Regions from separate parts of the Homo sapiens genome. Here region 1 is linked to region 2. A link is a contact called in ENCODE Hi-C data. All regions are on one chromosome and are shown on one strand. Each heading gives the region's core, a stretch centred on a gene start or an enhancer-like site at or near the end of the contact. The rest is flanking DNA. Distances are from core to core; before and after follow the strand shown.

What was found. Hi-C counts contacts between places; a loop is a spot of excess contacts on that map. Pooled maps may share reads with other maps.
Region 1: a map of sigmoid colon shows a loop between it and region 2 (2.9-fold over the local background). The contact joins the promoter of PARM1 here to the promoter of BTC in region 2. A Hi-C loop is called at or near these places in 1 of 168 maps with a recorded cell type or tissue (sigmoid colon) and 4 of 50 pooled maps.

Annotation. Positions count from the first base shown.
Region 1 is chr4:74,931,499-74,934,655 of GRCh38, forward strand. It overlaps PARM1 (prostate androgen-regulated mucin-like protein 1), which reads left to right and starts at 1,618. Exons shown (of 4, transcript NM_015393.4): 1 at 1,618-1,872. The coding sequence starts at 1,830. RefSeq lists silencers at 1,452-1,761, 2,342-2,391 and an enhancer at 2,502-2,551.
Region 2 is chr4:74,792,877-74,796,278 of GRCh38, forward strand. BTC (betacellulin) reads right to left here and starts at 1,647. Exons shown (of 6, transcript NM_001729.4): 1 at 1,386-1,647. The coding sequence starts at 1,449.

The sequences.
Region 1 (3,157 bases), core at 368-2,867, 140 kb after region 2:
TAATGCCTGATAGAATGTCGCTGCATAACTCCATCTGTGTGTGGTCCCTGCATCCATGACAACCAAAACCCAGATGCAGAAATTGTTCCTAATCACATAGATTACCCTAGAAACCGGAAGGGCCTTGAAGTCAAAAGCATTCAGAGAACATGCTGAACAAATTGAATTTGCAGTTTATCTGGCCAGGGAGGATGGAGAGGGGATGGGCACTTGGTCTGAGTATTTTTTGTTTCTCATTCCAACAGAAATTACTAGATTTACCAAAACAAAGAGAAAAAAATATGATCCAAATTTAATCTGGTTGTGGAAGTGTGAGCAAAATCTACAAGTGGTAGTGTGATAGAGTCAGGCAGAGGAATTGACCATAGATAAGGTGCTCAGGACTCCTAGAGTCAGCTTCTGGTATGTGAGAAAGAAGTGAGAACAGAGCCCATGGCATATGAAGAAGATATTACAGAAAAAAGAAAGCTGCCTTCCACGCAAATCATTTCTTTACAAAGGCTTGTTAACTCCTGCAGTGCCCCAGCTCTAGTGACTAGGGGACCAATAGGTTCATTAATAACAGAATTGGGAGAGAACCTGGCATCTGCTTTGATCGAAGTGTGAGAATTAAGCAAGCCTAAAGTGTAGCAAGAGCAGGGAGGGAACTGAATGAAAGGTCAGTTCTAATCTGTAGGCTTTGGAGAAGCTTTGGGCTCTTGAGAGGGAGTAGAGTACAGAGGCTGAGCGGGGTGCCTGGGCAGGCATCTTATCATTACTTGCGAGTTGTGTGAACTCGGGCAAGTTAAACTTCTCTGTGCTTCTACTTTCTCCCCTGAAAACGAGGATATAATCTCCAAGGATTGTTGTGAGAACTAAATGACTTGGTTGATTCCTGAACAGCACGTTGTCCAGTGCCTAGCACATAGCAATCACTCAGGAAACGTCAGCCTTTATTATGGGCCTAGTGCACAAACTATTCTTACCAGTTATGCGACCTTGAGAACATTGTCTTCTCTGTGCCTTCATTTTCTCACCTGTAAAATGGAATAATAATAATTCTTAGAAGGATTCATGAAACAACGCCTAGTAGGGTGTCTGGCTTAGTTATCCCCCCGACAGTATTTTCTTCTAGTAAGAAGCTGAATGCAGCGGCAGACATCCTGGTTCGGGCCCCAGGAAGCTCAGCCGGGTTTAATGTGGATGAGGGTTTAATGATGTACACGCAGAAGTGTTTTGACAAATGAAGAAGGTCCTCATTCTTGGAACATGTGCCGGTTCTCCGAGGGAACTCCTAAAATGGCATAAGGTCACCTTTTTAAAGGCTGTAAGCTCATGTAGGAAAAGCTGAGCTAGATTCCTAAGGGCAGAGATGTGCTCACATTTCTTTGCATCCCTAGTTCCCAGCACAGTGCAAGGCGCTGCAAACATTTGCTGAACCCAGGGTCTCGTGTCTTGACTGTCCAGCAGAGGCCGCTCTGGGCCGGGGCTCTCGGGACCTGAGGGCTGAGAGAAGGAAGGCCAGGGGGTGGCCCAGTCATCGCCGCGGGGCCCGGGTGGGAGGGGTTTGGCAGCGGCAGGCGCGGCGGCGGCGGCGGAGGCGGAGGCGGCCCCGGGCTCGGGCGGCTGGGATGGAGCAGAAGAGCGCGGAGCACCGGAGGGCACGCAGCTGACGGAGCTGCGCTGCGTTCGCCTCGTTTGCCTCGCGCCCTCCACTGGAGCTGTTCGCGCCTCCCGGCTCCCACCGCAGCCCACCCGGCAGAGGAGTCGCTACCAGCGCCCAGTGCGCTCTGTCAGTCCGCAAACTCCTTGCCGCCCGCCCCGGGCTGGGCACCAAATACCAGGCTACCATGGTCTACAAGACTCTCTTCGCTCTTTGCATCTTAACTGCAGGTAATTGGCGCCATCCTCCCGGAAGGGCAGGTCGCGGGGTGGGCCCCAGTAGCTAGCGCGTGGTCGGGGCTGAAGCTAGGAGATCCGGCAGTGAGTCGCCGCGCGCCTCCGGGTGAGTGCGCAGGTGTGTGCGCACTTAGATTTGGGGTGACGTGCACCTTTGGCGGTCCCGAACCGTACTGAGGGAGGGGACGATGGGGTCCTTCCTGCCGCAGCCCGCGCCCGCACAAACTCCAGCTTTGTAGAACAGGTGGCTGTCTTAGCTGCGTGTTCGAACCCAGAGTGGGCAACACGGACTGCGCCTCAAGGCTTCTCTTTCTTCACCAGGGTTTCGGAGCGCACTCTGCCAAAGTACGGGACCAGACTTCTTGTTGCCGTTGGGCCCTGGAAGGGATGAAAAAGCCGGGGAAGTGGGGGTGGGAGGTTCGCATCTGGGAAGGCTTCAGCAGCGGCTGCGCGCCTGGCGGGGCTGGTTTGCTTTCTCGAGTCTTGGCGGTCTCTGATCTCCGGCGTCCCTTCCTAGTTATGCTTAGGATGATGTGGCACTAACAGCAGCGGCCCGGCCTTGGTCAGGCTCGCAATCGTCACTGGGGGTAGCAAGGCTACCTTCTGCCCCAGAACTCCCCAAAAACGTATCCCATAGAAGAAACTATTAACTTGGCTAAACTAGCATCCTCTCCCCTCCCCCTGCACCACCTCTGAAAGGCTTCGTAGGAGCCACTCTCGGGTTTCGGGACCACAGACGGCGACGACCTCTGGCAGCGGGGATGGGGAAGAGGGGAGCCAGATGACTGAGCTCGGCTTGGCGGGGACCGGGGAGAGATTCAGAAAGACGCTTTGAATCTAGAGTTCAGGTACCTATTTTTTCCAGAAAACGTCTCCCGAAAAGGGACAACTGGCTGTGGATATGGTGCTGCTGGGAAAAGTAGCCCGACTGCGCGGCCACTGGCATTTTCAGTTTAAATGTGACCCAAAGTCACATAGCGCAAACCGATTCTACTCGTGCTTTAGTCTGTATATCCTCCCTCTGAGTTCGTCGGGTTCCTACAGTTGTGGACACGAGTCGTCGCAATCCCTTGAAAAGAAGCTAGCGGTTTTCAGGCAGCTCACAGTGGGTAATGCAGTTATAAGGAAAAGTTTCCCAACTTGAAACTATAGCGTATTTTCTCTACTTAGTGAACGTCCGTCTGAGAAAACCTCTTTCTCGCTGGTATCTCGGCACGGTTTGGAGACGCGTCCGCGGACAGTTCCCGAATACTCGCAGGCGGCTTTGGCTGCCCAGCCT
Region 2 (3,402 bases), core at 397-2,896:
CCCTGCTGGGCTTGCATATCCAAATTCAGTGCAAGTTCTAGGGCAGGAATCATGTTTTATTTTAGGAATCTCATGAGCCCTTTCCCCACCTCCATTGCTACATACCTCAGCACCTTGCTGACTACGACAGATTCTCAGGGAATACTTTGACTGTTGGATAGTTTAGACACGGTGGAGGAAGAGAATGTCAGCTACTTGCAAGCAATGCTGGCAAAAGCATCAGTACTATTTCTAGGGTTAAGTCTCAACCCCATTGCTCTTCTTCATGAATGTACACATTCACTCTACCACTAAATTGTTACTGACTCCTTCCTCTTCAGCGTTTGTTAAATAAGTTTATTTTCTCTAACCTTGGTCCTAAGTCTGATCCACCTCCAAGCAAGTTCACTGTACCTTTTTAGCCACCTCTCTTACTCCAAGGACACAGTCAAATGAAAGTTTTCATTTAGGCTCCCCCTCTCTTTCCTCAATAAGAGGAATTCCCATTCTTTTTCATTTGTGGTGTCCCCTTCCCAGGCTTGAAGGTAGGAGTGATATCGTGGTGACACTTCAGCTGTGGAGACTCTCCTCCTACCACATAAATGCTCCAAACCCAGATGTGTCTACAGCCCAGCTAAGATTAGAAAATGTTACTGGTTTCCCTTCCCTTCTCTGCCCCGCAAAATGACCATGATGCAGAGAGCAAGCTTTGAAGAGTTGGGATTTTTTCCTACTTAGAAGCCTTCTCACTACCTTCCCTCGGTGGAGGGGAAGGGGAAGCCTGCTTCCAGCCACATCTGAAGTTCCAGCTCTGCTTTGTGAGTTCTGACTCCTAAGGAGGCAGGAGAGACCCTCTGGAGGGCTCTAGGCATCCTGCTACTCCTCCTCCCGCTGGCACTCTTCCCTAACGCCAGGTGATCACACCTTCAGTCAAAGAGTTCCCGTTCTTCTGCCTCCTGCAGGATATGCTTCTTGGTCTATACTACCACGTGAGCTTCTTTAGTGGGTTTCCCTGCTCGCCCCTGCCCCCACCCCCCGACCCTCACTTGCGAGCACAGCGCCTCACCCCGGTGGACAGCCCGCCGGCGCCGCCAGGCCCTCTGCTGTGCGCACAAGTCAGCAGCTGGCGGCCTGCTCGCAGCACTGGCAGCGAGGACCTCGGAATCGCTTCCGCCCTCGGGCCTTCTCACGCGTCTAGGGACTGCCTCCAGCAGGTGCAGCCCCAGGTGCCCAATTGCCAGATCTTTAACCTCGCGCTCTCCCAGCCTTCAAAGTTCTCCAACCCGCGCCTGCCAGCCCCAGCGCGCCCTCTTGTCCAGATGCCAGCTCGGTTCAGGGTTCGCCCTCCCCGCGACTCCAGCCCCAGACTTTCCTCCTGGTTTCCAGTGCCCAGCACGGCCACTTACCCAGGGCAAGGGCCAGGAGCAGTGGCAGGGAGCTGGCGCCGCTGCACCGGGCGGCCCGGTCCATCAACCCCGCTCTGCCGGGCCGGGCAGCCCCTAGACAAGTCTCCCTCCTTCTTCGCCCCCTTCCCGGGCCTCGGGCGCCTGAGAGGGTGCCTGGAAACTAATCCCGGAGGCAGAAGGAAACGAAACTACTTCCCAGGCTGGCACCCTGGCTACAAGGCAGGGAAACACCCAGGGCGGGAGGCCGGCCGGCTCCGTGAATGTCGCCGGGAGGAGGGAGCCTCCTATTTATCCCCCCTCCTCCTGCACACACCCCGCCAAAGAGGCGCAGGACTTGGTCCTGGGAGCCTCCACGCTGCTCCCACCCAAATTGCCCCACACCCATACCCACACCCAGGGACATATTCGGGCTGCCCTCGGACCAGCTCACCACTCCCCCTGCTGGGTCTCACCTGACTGACTGTTCATTTCCCTACCCCCTAGGGCGTAAACAAGGTAGGGAGGGAGATGTAAAGAATCCGCGTGGAGGGGTGTCGGGGGTTCCGGTCGGGCCTGCAGGCTGACCTAAACTCCTGGAAGCCACCGAGGAAGAGTCAGAGACCCAAACGTGTTCTGGAATTCTAACTTCCTTTATTTCAGAGGATTGCTAGTGTCATGGAGAAACCAGACTCACCATTCATTGTGGTTGACTTCAGGCATTTGATAATGCAGGCAATTTCAAAAGAGTCATTGTTGCCTTTTAAAGTCTTGAAGCCATAGCGAAACCTCGTCTCTACAAAAAATACAAAAGTAAATTAATAGCCGGGTATGGTGGTGTGCACCTGCAGTCCCATCCATTCCCTGAGGCTGAGGTGGGGAGGATCGCTTAAGCTTGGGAGATGGAGCCTTCAATGAGCCTAGATCGAGCCACTTCACTCCAGCCAAGGCGCAAGAGTGAGACACTGTTTCAAAACAACGACAACAACAACAACAACATCAGCAACAAAAAAAAAAAAAAAAAAAAAGAAAAGAAATGAAAAAAGTCTTCAAGCTAGTGTCTTAGTTTCTGGGTGCATTGTCTTCTAATAATTCATAAAATTGGGGCTCACCAGGACCTACTTTAGAAATTTCATTTGTATTTCTGTTTATGAATTTACTCATGTATTCAGTATATTTTCATTTACTTGCATTAAGCAATTTCTGGAACAGAAAGACATCCTCACAGCTTTTAGAGAAAGCAAGCAGCATCCAATTTTACCTTATGTGGTTATATATTGCCTCCAAGATAACCAAAAGATACAGCTGCTTTTGTACTGGTCTGTGTTCCTCATATAAGATTTATGTGGATAATTATGCCCCTCAGTACAGAAATTTTATTTCTATAGCATCCAAAAGTCATGTAAGCCTTATTTTACATATGAAATGTAGTTTGGGTGTCTGCCTCTTCCTCCTCATCCTACTGTTTAAGTTAAGTAAATTGTTGTGCACTTGTCTCCCACGAATAACATTTCATTTCAAAACTAAATTATTTTACTGCCCCAGGCAACTGATATATCCGGTGGAATAAAAATCAGCTCTTAATTTTCAGAATCCCATTCTAGTCCCACATGACAGCTCATAAAACATTGGTAGAGAGGGCAGGCATGAAGTTTAAAGAAACCCAAAGTTGTAAGATGGAAGGTTACTGCACCCCAGCTAAAAAGAGCAGAAACACTGGAAGCCAATGGATTTTGACATCATCTCCCTCCCTCTCAACACTTCCACCCTGCATTTTTCTTTTCTGATATTCTCTCCATCTCTCAGCACCAGTGCCCTAAGTTAAAGTATCTCTTACTCCAAGATGGCATTTAGCCTAGCCAACAGCTGTCCTGTTAGCCCCAACAGAATGCTACAATTTTGTTTTCCTTTTTCGTAGATACTAATAAAAAAAAAAAAAAGCGAGACCTAAACAAAAAGTACTAAATGTTTGTTGAGCATTGGAAAATTCCAGGACTTGGTGTAAGTATTCATCATTTATGCCATTCAAGTGGTAAATTAA